2 separate regions of the Mus musculus genome follow, and region 1 is linked to region 2. A link is a loop called in an ENCODE intact Hi-C map of the cell type or tissue named here. Cell type or tissue: heart. All regions are shown on one strand.

Region 1 (8,000 bases), 430 kb after region 2:
GCTACTGTATGATCTGGATAATTGGCGTTCATTAGGATGACTGAGTCAGGAGCTGTGGTGGGTATGTAGGTGGATTCTGCTTGGGGGCGCCCCTAACTATTGCATAGTGGTTCCCAGACTTTGGGTCTTGGGCTGCTGCTGGGAAGTTTTCCATGAATGTGTTTGGTTCCATTGCAGAAATAGTGTATGTGTAGTTCAGGCTCTTCTTAGGAATTCACAGAACCGGGTTAAGTTAGTAAACGCTTTGCAGAGGACGTTAGAGAGGGAGTGGCTAACCGATCCCCTCCACCCGAGACATGCGCCACAGTCCTCTGGACCCGTGTGGGGATTTCTGATCTACTTCTAAAAGAGAAAACAAAGCCGCACCGGCCCCTCTCCACACCAGCTCGAGGCCACTGCCTGGCTCCTGGGTGACTTGGAACAAGTCTCGGTTTTCCATCTCTGGGGTTTGGGGTATTTTTTTTTTTTCTTTTCAGTGTGGTGTGTTTGCTTGTAGGGCACTGGATGACATTAGTGAAAGCATCAAAGAGCTTCAGTTTTACCGAAATAACATCTTCAAGAAAAAGACAGACGAAAAGAAGAGGAAAATTATAGAAAATGGAGAAACTGAGAAGCCTGTGAGTTGATGCCGGTTCTCAAGCCGCAGAGCCTGGCTCTCAGAAGCCACGTTAGCGTCTCTCTCTCCTGCTGATCGCTCGACACAGCACCTTTTCTAAAGAAAAAAAAATCTTTTTTCCAGTTAACTTTGCATCTTCATACTCCTCAAGCAGACATCACTCTTCCGTTTCTTCTAACCTGCTGTTTCTGTTCTGACAGCGGCTCCTTTGTAAGCTTCAGGCCACACCCACCCCCTCAGTCCATATCTGCACTTGCTCATAGGCCGGTTCCTTTTATTTGAATAATAAATAAAGCTAGTTCTATTGAAATGCAACCCTTCGGCACCCTCTGCTCTTTATCACACAGTTGTTGGGTACAGGTGTTTTTTAAGTAGTGTGGCTCAGGCTTAAATTACTCAGAATGCCATTGATGAACTAAACCGTGTGTTTCGAACAGGGAGTAAACTTAAATTTCTTTTGCTTTACCCGTGAGAGTGGAGGGGGAGGAGCTAGGTTGTAAGATTTGGGCTCATCATTACCCAGCTAACAAGCTCTGGGATAGACCACTCTCCACCACGTACAAGAAATTCAGGTAAGCACACAGGGGTATGTAGGGGGTGGTCCCTAGCCTCTGTTAGCTAGAGAATATGTGCCAGGCAGTTTCCGTGTTGTGTTTAGAGAACCAAAACTAGCCTGTTCCCTTAGGTGAGTAGCCAAGAAGGGATTTCAGTGTGAATATGTTAAGTCCCCAATCTAGCTAGTCAAAACCGCTGGACAGGCACCCCATTCTGACTGACATCCCCTAAAGGCTATTCAGAATTGGGAAAGGGTGGCCTGCCTCTTATCGAGAACCACCAGAAAGACTTTTATGATGGTCTCAAGTTATACCCTCATTCAGGTTCTTGTGTACTGTGTAGTTAGTTAGTCTTAGTTCCATTGCTGTGAAGAGACACCATGACCAAGGCAACTCTTATAAGGACAACATTTAACTGGGGCTGGCTTACTGGTTCAGAGGTTCAGTCCATTACCATCAAGGTGGGAGCATGACAGCATCCCGGCAGGCATGGCGCAGGCAGAGCTGAGAGTTCTATGTCTTCATCCAAAGGCGGCTAGTGGAAGACTTGACTTCCAGGCAACTAAGGTGAGGATCTCATGCCCACAGTGACACACCTACTCTAACCAGGTCACACCTAGTCCAACAAGGCCACACCTCCAAATGGTGCCACTCCCTGGTCCAAGAATATGCAAAGCGTCACATATACATAGAATAGAATGGTCCTCATGTGTGCTGGTTACCCATGCAGAGAGCCGTAGGTAGTGGACTTGAGCTGTCAATATCTTCACCTGAGATACACTTGAATGTGGGCTGAGTTGTATTTCCTAGACATCTTTAGAGAGAGAAACGGAGGTTTTTGGTGGAACTTCTGCCAAAGAACAAAGTCAGCTTCAGGTTCACATATCTTAAAATGGTCTGTGGGGCTAGAGAGAGGGCTCAGAGGTTAAGAGCACTGGCTCCTCTTCCAGAGGACCTGGGCCAGATTCCCAGCACTGATATGGTGGCTCACAACCATCCAGGCAAACTCCAGTCTCAGGGAATCCGACACCTTCTGGCCTCTGTGGCTGTTGCATGTATGTAGTGTACAGCCATGCATTCAGGCAAACACTCTTCCACATAAAAATAAATGTAGAAAAGTTTGAATAGATAAAGGGGCTAGAAAGGTGGCTCAGCAGTGAACAGTGTACACTGCTCTCGTAGAGGACTGAGTTTGCTCTCCAGCACCATTGTTGGGTATTTCACAACCAATTACTCCAGCTCCAAGGGATCTGGTGCCCTCTTCTGGACTCTGAAGGTACTGCACAGAGACACACATGCAAAGTTTGACCAGATCAGCATTTTTCAACTTTTCACAGAGGTCGAATATCAGATAATCCTGCATGCCCAATACTATATTACGATTTGTAACAATAGCAAAAAATACAGCTATAAAGTAGCAAAGAAAATACATTTATGGTTGGGGCTCACCATGGACATGAGGAACTGTATTAAAGAAGGTCACAGCATTAGCAAGGTTGAGAACCACTGCTTTTTTCTTAATGGTGTGGTTCAAATAGTTAAAACTGATGAGCAAACCGGACAGTGCCTGTAGGTGGGCAAACCGTGTGTATGGCTTTAGTAGAGGAATCCGGATCCCAGTGTCTTGGCTCCCACTCTTGCATTAGAATCTGCAGTACAACAGCGAAGACTTATCTTCCCAGATTTGAGGTGGAAACACCAAGCCTCCCTCCGCAGTACTAGGTAGCTAGGTAGCATCACTGGCACTTCCTGTGTCGCAGGCACAGAGCTTGATGCCCTAACCATGACACTCAGGCTCATTCTAACAATTCTCCCAGTTGGGTAACATTCACTTCACAGATACTGAAAATTGAGGTTCAGGTAAGTGAACTTGACGGTGTTTGAGATGTAAGCCCTATTCCTTGGTTTGTGTGTGTGTGTGTGTTGAGACAGAATTTCTCTGTATAGCCCTGGCTGTCCTGGAACTCACTCTGTAGACCAGGCTAGCCTCAAACTCAGAAATCCGCCTGCCTCTGCCTCCCAAATGCTGGGATTAAAGGCCTGTGCCACCACACCAGGTGCAATCCCTATTCCTAACTGCAACATGGATGTTGGCATAAGCCATGTATGTGGTCACACACAGCTGGGGACTTCAGTTTTCATCTCGTCATGAGGTCCTCAACCTTCCCAATGCTGCGACTCTTTAATACAGTTCCTCATGTCATGGTGAGCCCCAACCATAAAATTACTTTCGTTGCTACTTTATAACTGCAATTTCGCTACTGCTATGAATCGTAATGTAATCATCTAACATGTAGGATATCTGATAGCCAGCCTCAGATATCCTCAAAAGGTTGGTCAAACTGCCATGTGTCTCTGGGTGCAGTGCCCTCAGAGTCCAGAAGAGGGCACCAGATCCCTTGAAGCTGGATTGTCTGGTGCTTGTGAGCCCCAGCCTGGATGTTACAGCATCCAACAGGGTGCTGGAAACCAAACTCTGGTCCTCTGCATTGTGATAGCCACACAAATGGCTACCTTCCTGACTTCTGTATCTTACTTTGTTCTGTATCTTGTTTACTAGACCTGTCATCCTGAAATAAAGCCCATATTACATTTAGTGAAATGATTGGCACCTGGCCTGAGGTGAGTCGGCAGACAGGCCTGAAGGCTTGAAGCTGCTCATTACTTTTTACTGTGCTTAAGAAGTGAGGAGTTCTCTGTACCGTGCTGGCACTTTGGGATTTTTTTAGGGGTATCCCTGAAGCTCTAGAGTAATCTCTGTGACGCGAACATTGGTGTAAACTGCAACTTCAGCTCAAAAACCTCCACATGTGTGCTATGCAGAGGCTGCTACTCTTGGGGCCTCTTGTGTAGTGATTCTCCTGCAAGCTGTATTCCTGGGGACATTAGATGTACTTCCCCTACAGACGGCTCAGGAGGTGACCGAAGCAGCACCAAGGGATAGTCTACTTTAGCACTGCAGCCATTTCACAGAGGTAAGTCATACCTGAGTGGTCTCATCTACAAAACAGTACTGTTCAGAAACCAAAACCAACCAGATAAAACGCTGACACATGCAGAGAGAAACTGATCTTTGGCCACTTTTTTTTTTTTTTTTTCTTTTAGTCAGGGCCGTATGGCCCTGGCTGTCATGGAACTTAACCATGTAAACCAAGCTGGCTTTGAGCTCATAGAGATTTGCCTTCATCTGCCTCCCAAGAGATGGGATTAAAGCTGTGTGCCAGCTACCAGGCCCAGCAAAACTGGTCTTGGATGTGTGTGCTGTGAAGGAGAAGGTAACAGCTAGTTACACCAAGTACAGGTCACACTTGTGGTCACATTTGTGGTTGTAAATGAAACCCGCAGCAATAAGAACACATTGAGCGTCCCAGGGTCATCCAAAATGGCCCCCAGCTTTTGAAAATTAAGAAGCAGTAGAGACAGAGAAGTCGTTTGTTGCTGCAGTAAGCCATATGCAGCAGATTGATGACAACAAAAGATATTTTATTCTGTATCTGTTGATGAAGGCAAAAGCAATTAGGTTATGGATTTATTGCTCTACACTGTGCATCTGTTAGGAAGATTGAACCGTAGATATTTAAACAAAGCCTTTCATTTGAAATATGAAAGAGAGCCCAGTAAAAAATGTAAACCAAGACATCTTCCAAAGTCCCCGCAGAGGTAAGGATTTATATCTGCAGCCCCCTAGAAAGCAGGCTGATTCAGCAGGGCAGGCTGGAAGTGGGGTACCTGAGATATTGCTTAGTCAGTCTGGATTATTTAGTGAGCTTAGTTTTGCACATGGCTTGTTAATTTAGGATACAGTAAACGAGGGCATCTCGGGAGAACACATGCTAGAAACTGGGGAATGGGAGCGTGGGGCAGCAACAGTGTTGGTGAGCATCACATGGGCAAAAATCCCACGGGTTAGCCCACAGTATCATCCTTCGAGTAGCCACGGATCAGCACGTGTTAACATGACTTGGGTCCTATAACCCTAGGCATGTGTTCTTATTGCTGCGGATGTCATTACACTCGCTCGCTCACGCCAAACATAATTCACTACAAATCATTTTCAGAATGATCCTGTCCTAGGGTCAGTATGCAATGGAAGCAGCTTGCAGGATTGAACCTGGGGACCCTGACCTGTGTTCTTAGGAAGAGTTACAGCCTTTTGATTCTTATCAGGAACAAGCGGGAGGTAAGTTGGGGGTGGGAGGACACTTGCTTTTCTGTTGGTGTCAGCAAGGTCTAAGGAATTGATGTTTTGTTAACGAGATGAGGGACAGTTAGTCAAGCTCTGTTCTTCAAGAGTATCCAACAGTTTTACCCTCCTGACGTAAAACATGCCTCTGAGTTCTGAGTTGTGTGTACTGGACAGCATCTAAATTCCATTTTGAGTAGCTTACAAATGTGGAACAGTCTAGCTACAGGCATGTGTAATGTTGAGTATCTTTTAAAAAAAGTATGTGGTGTGTGTATGTGTGTGGTGCACGTGTATGTAGTATGTGTGGTGTCCATGAATATGTGCAGAAGCCAAAGGAGGTCAGCCAGTGGCCTGCTTTATCGGTCAGTCGCTCTCTGCCTTATTTGCCTGACACAGGATCTCTCACTGAACCTGGAGCTAGGCTGGCAGTCAGCAAGCCCCAGAGGTGCCTCTGTTTCCACCCCGACAGTGATGGTGGCACAGTCACATGTGGCCACACTCATGCACACGCAGTGAGCATCCAACCCACCAAGTCCCTTTCCACCCCGGTGTCATACTTTCGTCTCTCTTGGTTATACTATGTTCAATCAATCATTTTTTTCTATACATTCTTTTTCATCTCAGATGTTCAACAATACTTTGTTACCTAATTCTACATTACTCTGTTTTCAAGATCTGTGAAATGGGCTCATGTGGTAGCCAATCATGTACATAAGTACATAACTCCGAGCCAGCAGAAACTTTGAGATAGCTGGGAACCACAGGTCGGGCCACCAAAGAACAGCTGAGCACACCAGGAAGGGCAGGACTGCAAGCTTCCGGAGGCTGGATGCCCTTCTGTGCCCTAGGGCCACTGCCCCACATTCATCTTCAGTCTTTATTTTATGCAGCTTTGGGTTTTACTGAAGGCAAAACTGCAGCATCTGGGTATTCTTGAGAGAATGCAGCCTCTGTGCCAAGAAGGATGTTACAAACACTGTCGGCGGCCACCGCTGTTTCGTAGGTTTATTTTAAAACAATGAGGATGTAGGTTCTGAAAGAAAGGACAGGCACTTTAAGTGGAACGGGTTTCATTTTGTGGAAATTGCAATCATGAGCTTTTTGTTCATTGTATTTTAAAACAACTAAAAACCATAGATTTAATGTGTACGTGTCAGTCCTCAGGTTAGAGTTTGGGACTCATTTATCTATGTGTCTGTCTGTCTGTCTGTCTACCTGTCTGTCTATAGATATCTATCTATCCATCCATCTACAGGATCTCAACTGTGTAGCTGTAGCTGGTCTGGAACTTGCTATGTAGACCAGGCTGGCCCCTGGAACTCAGAGAAATCACCTGTCTTTCCTCCTGAGTGCTAGGATTAAGACTATATGTCACCACACCCAGCTATGATTTTAAAAGTTAATTCCTGGACTTACTTCATATGTGAGTATATTTTGGTCATTTTTTCACCCCTACTACTCTCTCTCGCTCATCCCTCTCCTGCCCTGACAGAACCCTTTCCTTCTACAGGTCCCCCCTACTTTCCTATCTTGCTCGTTTATGACCCACCGAATTTAATTTGGTTGCTCTTGTGAGTGTACACGGGGATTTACTGTAGTATGGGCAAGATACCTGTGGCTAAAGAACTGAAAAAATATGGCTCCCACTTCCCTGAAGTTCTTTTTTTTTTTTTTAAACCTGACTTATTTTTTTTTAAATATTTATTTATTTATTATATGTAAGTACACTGTAGCTGTCTTCAGACACACCAGAAGAAGGAGTCAGATCTTGTTACGGATGGTTGTGAGCCACCATGTGGTTGCTGGGATTTGAACTCTGGACCTTCGGAAGAACAGTCGGGTGCTCTTACCCACTGAGCCATCTCACCAGCCCTCCCTGACGTTCTTAACTGCCCAAAGTTTCTCAGTAGAGGTGGAGCCTTGGAGCCCCTCCTCCATTTGTGCTGGAATATCGTGGGACTACCTTGTGCAGGTGAGAGTTGAGTGTGATGCCACCACGTCATGTCCATATGTCACTATCCTCCCACTGCGCTTAGTAGTCCGTCATTATTTCTGTACGCTACAGCATGAAAGGGTTTGGAAAGCATCTTCATCGTGGATGAAGTTGAGATGCGGTTGCTGTGGTAACGATCAGGGAAGCAGGTGGCTGGGATTGCTTTGACCATGTCTTCCTATCTTCCGCATGTCCATTGAGCCTGTTGAGTCTTTCCAGGAGTGTAGCCAATTCCTTACTGATTTAAACTTTGTTTCTCTAGGCTTGACATTCTGAAGTCATGACCTTCAGCCATAAATAATGCCTTGGATACTTTGAGGTTGACTTTTCGAAACTGGTAAAGGGGAAGGACACAGTTAAGGGCGTGGGAGGATGGAGGGTGTGGCTACAATATCTTGGTGTCTCCAAGGCTAACTGCAAGTTGAAAACAATTAGTTTGATTTTAATTAAATCTTAAATTTCAAGTTGATTTGGAGAACATAAATATATGTTTTCTGTGGCTAACAGCTTTTTAGACAAACATAGCATGTATTTTTTTATATACTGAGTAACTGAAAGACGTGGGGATAGGGTGCTGTAGGCTGTTGCTAAATCATTCTTCGTTCATGTGGAAGAATTCCCTGGGCTTTGGGAAATATATATCTTGAACTA
Region 2 (8,000 bases):
AACACATGAACTTTTGAGATGACTTCAGAATTTCACATTTGCCTGTGTGTGGGGGTTGGGGGTGGGGGGATCAGGGTCTTTTAGCAAACCATAGAGTACAGGGTGTGGAGTTGCCTTTGGCTGAGCAAGACTGGGCAAACAGTGGGGACAGTCCCCCTTGCTCAGAATAGGCCTTGCACTTCCTCACCTGGAGCCTAGTTTTAGAGCCAAAAGCTGCCCCACCTACTAGGATTGCCGGGCATAGGCACACACTATCCGAAGGGTCTCATGTCCCAGGCCACAAGGATAGAAAGATGGACAGCCAATGCACCACTGGCCATTAAGTGGGTGGCTATTGACAAAGTGTTCAAACAGAAAGCTAGTAAGACACTCATCAGCCTATCGATTCCCCATCTCCCTCTTCTCACCCTTCATTCCCAATCAATGGGGCGACAGAGCCCAGCACTGAGGCGGCCAATTAACCACCTCAGGAATGAGCTGCCACATGTAACATATTCTGGTCCAACGGCCACATCCGATAGGAGCATTGATCTGGCATATGGGCCGTGCTTCCCAGGGATGGGAAACTGAGGCCCAGTACTGGAGTGCAGCATCTTCTACTTATGAATGCTACCCTTGGACTAGAGGTGTCTCTGTCTGGGGATACCTCCAGGCACTTGCTCCATCCCCGCCTTTCATAACCAAAGCTTAGGCTGAGGCAGTCCAAACAGGCTAGGCTGGGCCTCCAGTCCCCAGTATGCCAATTAAAGAGACAAGTAAAGCCAGGAATGGTGGTTTACACCTTTTTCTCAACACTTGTGAGGCTGAGGCATAAGGATCACTGTTAGTTGAAGGTCAGCCTGGCATACAAAATGAGATCCAGGTCAGCCTTCGCTGCTACAGTGAGATCCTGTTGCCAGAGGGTGGTAAAGTTGAATGGTACAGAGAGAGAGTTATCCGATGTAGCCATATTGGGATAAATCAGATAAAAGGGTACAATGACCCTAAGTTCATGTTTGGGTTACACACATGAGCTTTTAGATTAAGTCAAGGAAGATTGTGGCAAGTGGTTCATACCTCTTGGTATGAATAATTAATCAGTCTTGGTCTAGAGGTGGTCTCCAGAAGTCTTTGCCTTGAGGGGTCAAGGTGGTCAAGAGACAATGGTTTCTACCCTGGAGTTGTCCTTATCTGGGTAGAGGATAGCCTGAAGTAGGAATAAGAAAAGTTAGTCAGAAACTCCTTGAGAAATGATCATTCAGATGCACAGAAGTCAGCCCCGGGCTCTAGGTAAAGAAGAGAGAAGAAGGAAGACAGAACCAGCCTGTCCGTCCTGCTTCCGGTTGGCTGTGAGGCATTGAGGCCTTGTAGCGCACTCCAGCTTCTACTTGCCTGCTTTAGTCTACATGGCCCCACTGCATCTGATTCTGTCCCATACAAAGAGATAGACTGGGGGGTCTCCATGCCCCGACCCATCTTACCTCCCAAGTGCTCCTCAGTCTATCCCCACCTACCCTGCTTTCATCAGCCTCCTCAAACCTCCACCAGAGATAAGTGAGCATGCGCTGCAGCCCCGTGAGCCTCGGTGCTCCGCAAGTCTGCAGCTGATGCTGTTAAGAGATTGCCCCTGGTTGCCAGGAGCGAAGCCGCTTTTGCTCCCGATGTTGGCCACCTGCGCTCGATGGCCTTAAAGGCATGCCCCAGAGTGGACACCTGGCAGCTTTCGGGAGAGCTCGCACAGGGAAGCTGAGCTTAGCAGCCAGTGTTGGAGACAGTGAGCTCTCCCAGCCTAGCTAAGAGGAAAAACTTTCCTGGTTGATGGAGGGGGGAAAGTACAGCCCAGTGTTCGCCAGCCAGATTCTCCTCCCTCCCCCTCCTCCTCCCCCCAGCCTCCGAATCAATACATTCTGAATCTAATCTAATAACAGAGATTTAACGAGGGGATAATGCGCGTGGAGCCGCCAGGCGCTTTGTCTCTTCTTTCAGGAGGCAGCTGGGGCCCATTATCTGGGGACAATGCCCCATGCTAATCACTCCCTCAGCCTCCCTCTGCATGTTTGGGGGAGGGGGGATGCTGGGCAAGAAGGGGCAGCTCTTCTGACTGCACTGGAGGCAGGGAGGATAAAGTCAGACTGGTCCAACCCACCCCACACAACTGTCTTGGCCTAACACCAACTCCTTGGTTTTCTCTAGCCACATGGGGTGCCCTTTGAGGGGTTGAGGATACCCCACCAAGGCATGCACACAACTACCAACTAGGTATCAGCTGGGAGTTAGATTGGTTTTTTTTTTTTCTTTTTCGTCTTTTCATTTTTCTAACATTGTCCTCTATAATTTAAACTATTCCACCGAAGCTTGTGATGGCTAGCCCTGAGTGTCATGGTTAGAGAATAAGAATACCCCATCTTAAAATAGAAGCCTGGCTCTTCAATCTCCTCTCTCTGACTCTTTCTCTGTCTCTGCCCCCCTTCCCCCCCCCCTTCTCTCTGGAAGTTAGACTGGAGAAAGAACTTCCTGGCAAGGCCAATGCTAACAATGATTACTAAATCAGGAGTCTGGAAAGAAGAAACAACCTTGTATGTCCTAGAAGACTTTCAAAAGGAGACCTCCAGCTCTGTAGCTTGGAAGGGGGCTGCTAGGGAGGACTGATCTGCTTCAGTTCACTATTGGAGCTTTGAGGAGGAGGGAGTCCAGAGCTATACATGGGCATCCTACTGCTTTCTGAAACATGTTTACTGTTGTGGAGTGTCAGACTCCAAGTATAAAATCTGTTCCTACCCTGGGTCTCCTTGTGTATCCACCTACTCATCTGTAAAGTGGGGCCCACATAGTTCCTACATCTTAGGTATTAGGGGTCCCGATATCCCAGTGAAGAAATGTTCAGAGAATCTACAAGGCTCTCGTAGAGACATCTAGCGCCGTGCTGGCCCTTCTTGGTCAGCTCAGGGAACCATTCAGGATTGATCCTAGTAAGTGGTGGCTGGGGACCTTTGTTTTGCTTACCCCTGTTAAGGGCAGGCTGAATCAAAGAGCTAGGCACTGATCTTAAAGCCACGAGCTAAAGAGCCTGCCTGTGCCATGCTGTATCCAGACACCGGTGTCCTTTCTGCCCCACCCTTATCTCTCACACTCACCCCATCCCCTCCACCCCAGCTGCTGCTGCTTCTTCTTCTTCTCCTCCTTCTCCTCCTCCTCCTCCTCCTTCTTCTTCTCCTTCTCCTCCTCCTCCTCCTCCTCCCTTTCCTCCTCCTCCTCCTCCTCCTCCTTCTTCTTTTTGGTTTTGGTTTTTTCGAGACAGGGTTTCTCTGTGTAGCCCTGGCTGTCCTGGAACTCACTTTGTAGACCAGGCTGGTCTCGAACTCAGAAATCCGCCTGCCTCTGCCTCCCCCAGCTTCTTAACAGAATTCTTCTATAAAACTTGAGCCTCCGGTTTTCTGCTCTGCCAGTGTGAGAGCTGTGGGCATTCTAGGATCACAGTCTGAGCCTGGCCAGGTCTCCCACGCAGCCCTAACCCCCTGTGTCCCTCTGTAGGAGCACCAGATCCACAGAAGAAAGAGCTTTGTGAGCATGACACTTGGGACTACAGGAACTCTGGAACTCACTTCTCCCAGCTAGAAAAACTCCCCCCACTAAAGAAACATAAAACAAGACGCCAATGTGTGGCCAAGACATTTACAACCTGACTTCTAGATTCTGTCCACCAGGTGGCAGCAAAGCCCAGAAGTTTTATGGCAAGTCAGGCACAAAGCCTCTTATTGCCCCTTTCCTGCTGTGCCTTCCAAATAAGCCTTCCTATGCCTCATCAGTGGTGTCTGCAGCCCCTTTCCTTCAAGGACAGCCCTGTCGTTTGGGCCAGCAATAAGGACAGCCCTCCTGAGCTCCAGGTATGGAGGCAAATGCAGCTCCACCACACAGCTGTGCCCACACTGAGCCCTAGGCTCTGAGGCTGTGCCTGTGCTCTGGCGGGATCACATGCTCACCCTCTCCTGCACAAAGTTGACTCCTCTAGCTCTCCCCCTTTCTGCACGTGTGATGAAGATGTGGTGTGGAACACTCTCGCCCAAAGCTCTCTCAACACAAGTCCTCAGAGGACTTTGTTTCTCTCTTCTGCCCAACCTCAACCCATGCTATGTAAACTTGGAACCACTCTTCACCATCCTGGGGAAAGAAGGGCCAAAGAGGACTACTGGACACAAGTACTAGGAACAGATCAGACAGGTGGACAGGCAGGGTAAGTGCCTGGGGGACACTGATTTACCCCAGGCTTGGCTCAGGAAGGACAGGAACACATGGCTGTCTGAGCAGGACTTTCAGGGATCTACTCCTTTAGGTATCAGGACAACATATACAATGTCCACACCATGGCTACAATGCTGCCCCCCTCTCCCCATGCTCACTAATCCTGCCCCCACCCCGTTCCCACTCCACCTTGGCCTAATGCACTTGCCTTGTGGTCAGTCCTTGTGAACTGCAGTTCTCTCCCCCCACCCCCCAGAAGCCACATCTGTGGTGATGGTTTTGAATATTAATTGACTGATTAGAACATCCATGAGTGTGGAGATTTGGCATGTTGCAGATCCGGAGCTAAAATTACCATGACTATCTTTAGTGCCCATTAATAGCCATTGATCACCCATGTCTGTATCTAGCCTGACATCCTTTTGATTATCAGTTAAAATGTCTGGAGGAGAACTTTAACCTAACATACCCTGAGTGAGGGTTGGGACTGAAAAATGCCCTTAAGGTCCCTCAATTCAGGTCCTCCCGTGTAGGGTTAATGGGTTCTACTTCTGCTCTACCACAGGGTACAGCCACTTAAGGAGGCTCAGGAAGTTGACAGGGTTTACTCCACAAAGTCGCAGAGTGGGTGTTGGGCTGTAGGGAAGTCGGAGACACTTTTCTGGGAGTGGAGCCCAGTCTGAGGTCCTGGGGACAGCCAGAGATGGCTGGCTGGTTCTCAGGCTCTTGGACACCCAGGTGTCGTTGGGACCTGTAGAAGAGCTGAGAATGGAGTGGGGGCCCATGGCTTGGATCTAGCCAGGGGCTGAGGAGGAAAAGAGGGGGGCTCCAGCTGGTCCTACAGGGAGAAAGTCCTTGGCTTGGTGGTGGTGGACTTGAGCTTGGTGGCCGTGGCTTGGGGGCACAGAGATGCCTTCTACAGGAGATTAGACAGCAGCTCTATAGGCAAAGGCCTTCTCCATGGCTCCCCACAACAGATCCTGATGAAAAGAGGCAGTCCATGGTTTTAAGATATTTATTGTCATGTTGGAAAGTGGATGAGTAAAACCATACCCCACTTCTCAGATTGGGGCTGAGGTTAAATACCGTTTGCAGGGAGGAGTGTCTGGGAAGGAAAGCTTCTTGGCTAAGCCTCTGGGTCTCATTAAAATAGAGATCTGTCTTGGGGCTATGCGACCACAGGTCATGTCCTCTACCTGTGGAGGGGCTTGGAGCATTGCTTTTAGGTGACTGAAAGCCACAGATCTATGAAGGACTGTGGCCAGTGACAGCAGCCTGGTGGCGGGAATCAGGAGAAATGTCTACCATCTCTTTAGGGTCACTGGGGTTTCTAGCCTTAGCTCAACCAGGAACCAGGCTGCCTTTTACCATCCTACAGTCGGGTATAGATGAAAGTGCTTTAACTATTGAGCCCCCTTTCTAGCCCCAACACACTGTCTAGGTTTTCCCTTTGTGTGTGTGTGTGTGTGTGTGTGTGTCTGTGTGTGTGTCTGTGTGTGTCTGTGTGTGTGTGTGTGTGTGTGTATGTGTGTCTGTGTGTGTGTGTGTCTGTGTGTGTGTGTGTGTGTCTGTGTGTGTGTGTGTGTGTGTCTGTGTGTGTGTGTGTGTGTGTGTGTGCCACACACGTGTGTGTATGCAGAGGCCAAGGATCAACAATGGGTATCTTCCTTAGGCTCTCCTTGCACTTGGATCTCACTGATTTGGCTAGGCTACTGGCCAGCAGGGCCCAAGGATTGTCCCCCCCTCCCCCCACTCCCCACCCTGTCTCTGCCTTCCTCCAGCCTTAGGATTACAGGTACATCCCCCTGCCCCCACCAGCATTTTGTGAGTGCCAGGATCTGAACTCAGGTCCTTATACTTGCAAACACTTTACAGACTGTGACGTCTTCCCGGCCTCTCTCACACAAACCACCACGGCTCACACTGATCACCTAGAATCTGCTTATCTTGAGAAGTCTCTGCTCAGGAATGTCCTTCTGCCTCACAGTGCGCGTCACACTCACAGGCCTTAGAGGTCAGGAGCAGACACCCTAACCAGGGGCATAATTCCTACCCTGAGATCTTGGCCAATCTCCCATGTGCCTCCATCTTCCAGTCTGTGAAAATCAACATAACAAAGCACCTACCTTACTAGTCTGCTGTGAGGGTTTAGCAGATGATTAAATTTCATTCATTGGCTATTCTTGCTTTTTTTGTAAATCTAGCTGTCTCTAACCCAGGAAAGTTGTGAAGTGGGGCATCCTAGACACACTGAGTTAATACTGAAAGAGAAATCATGCTTTGTATCAGGCAACATGTGCGATATGTTCACTTTATAAATACAATTCAGCTCTAGAACCTCAAAGAAGGGGCCAAGAAAGCAGACAGGAGGCCAGGATACAACCATGGCAAGCAACAGGACCAGGCCCATTTTTCCCATTTCCTCCCAACCCCAGGACAGCCCATCCTCTTGAGTGGAGCTTTAAGATGGTGCCAGGGCTTCCAGAGCTAGACATTCCAGAATGGGGCTTAGAACTGAGGGCCCTGCAGGCCTCTGAGATACCAGGAACCACCTAGTCCAGCTTCTCTGTCCAGAACAGTGGGTGCAAGAGATGGTACGGTGGCTTCAACAAGATCACCCAGCCCAGAACCAGGGAATGGAATGGTGCCTTTCCCTCCTGATATTTCCATAGGGGTTCAGGCTCCATGTGTCCCCCACCCTTTCCTCTTGATTGATGTGTTCATGCCCCTTCCTTTGCTCCTAAGACCTACTCTCGGTGATGAACTTCAAACCCACCAGCCACCAGGCTTACAATTCTCCCAGGAGTCACTGCACTGTGCTATAGCGGGGTCTGTATCTGCCCAAATCGTGAGCTCACACTGCATGGGTGACACTGTTTACCCAGAGAGGTCTGCAGAGCAGAGCACTCTGCCTAGCACAGGATGGTGGCTCAATAATTGTTCAGTTAACAAAGGAAGTGGTGGGGTGGTTCCTACTGGAGCTCTTTTCTTTCTTTCTCTCTTTCTTTCTTTCTTTCTTTCTTTCTTTCTTTCTTTCTTTCTTTCTTTCTTTGTCTCTCTTTTTCTCTTTCTTTCTTTGTCTCTCTCTCTTTCTTTCTTTCCCTCCCTCCCTCCCTCCCTCCCTCCCTCCCTCCCTCCCTCTCTCTCTCTCTCTCTCTCTTTCTTTCTTTCTTTCTTTCTTTCGGTTTTCCAGACAGGGTTTCTCTGTGTAGCCCTGGATGTCCTAGAACTCACTTTGTAGACCATGCTGGCCTCGAACTCAGAAATCTGCCTGCTTCTGCCTCCTGAGTGCTGGGATTAAAGGCATGCACTACCACCACCCAGCTTGGAGCTCTTTTCTTATGATGACCATAAAGCCAGTGCTTTCCTGTCCTGGAAAAAAGTCACTGTGCATGCAGCAAGCCATTAAGTGGGGTCATCTGGGGCAAGTGAAGTACACCTGCTGCCTTGGGCTCTCTTCAGCCCTTTTATCAGCTATAGCCCCAGAGGCAAGAGAGTCTTTGGGTTCTCCACCTGTCTCTCCTCCCCTAGTCAAAAGAAGTCAGGCTGGTGGCTGGGGAAAGGAATGTCCTGCTTTGCCCAATGAATGGTCATGTCTTTCCTCCTGACATAGCCTGAGGAGTTAGAAGGCTTTCCTATGTGTGTGTGGGGTGGGGTGGGGTTGGAGGAGGTCATAGGTCAAATGACTCAGCAGAACTCATAGGAGACTGGCAACTCCTAGACCTTAGGAAGGAGGGACTGACTCTAGAACAGTCCCTGTTGAGCTGCTTGGGGGCGACCAT

The links. Peaks named below come from ENCODE experiments on the same cell type or tissue, not always from the same donor. Only the 100,000 strongest peaks of a DNase experiment are listed, where the experiment ranks them.
Region 1: it touches region 2 in a loop (2.9-fold over the local background); 3 of 42 quality-filtered maps call a loop at or near these places.

What each region holds. Positions count from the first base shown.
Region 1 is chr9:48,461,443-48,469,442 of GRCm38, reverse strand. It overlaps Rexo2 (RNA exonuclease 2), which reads left to right. Exons shown (of 7, transcript NM_024233.4): 7 at 497-931. The coding sequence ends at 626. Gm39335 (a long non-coding RNA gene) reads right to left here. Exons shown (of 5, transcript XR_870726.3): 5 at 4,599-6,389. Among named protein-coding and RNA genes, the nearest start is that of Gm39334, 4.2 kb to the right of the region's middle. In heart, a CTCF peak has its summit at 3,549 (motif pointing right); a DNase peak (open chromatin) is centred at 2,402.
Region 2 is chr9:48,889,986-48,897,985 of GRCm38, reverse strand. Gm32335 (a long non-coding RNA gene) reads right to left here and starts at 1,756. Exons shown (of 3, transcript XR_379368.2): 1 at 1,494-1,756; 2 at 1-1,186. In heart, a CTCF peak has its summit at 3,686 (motif pointing right); no DNase peak of the experiment used is centred here; H3K27me3 peaks cover 2,475 bases.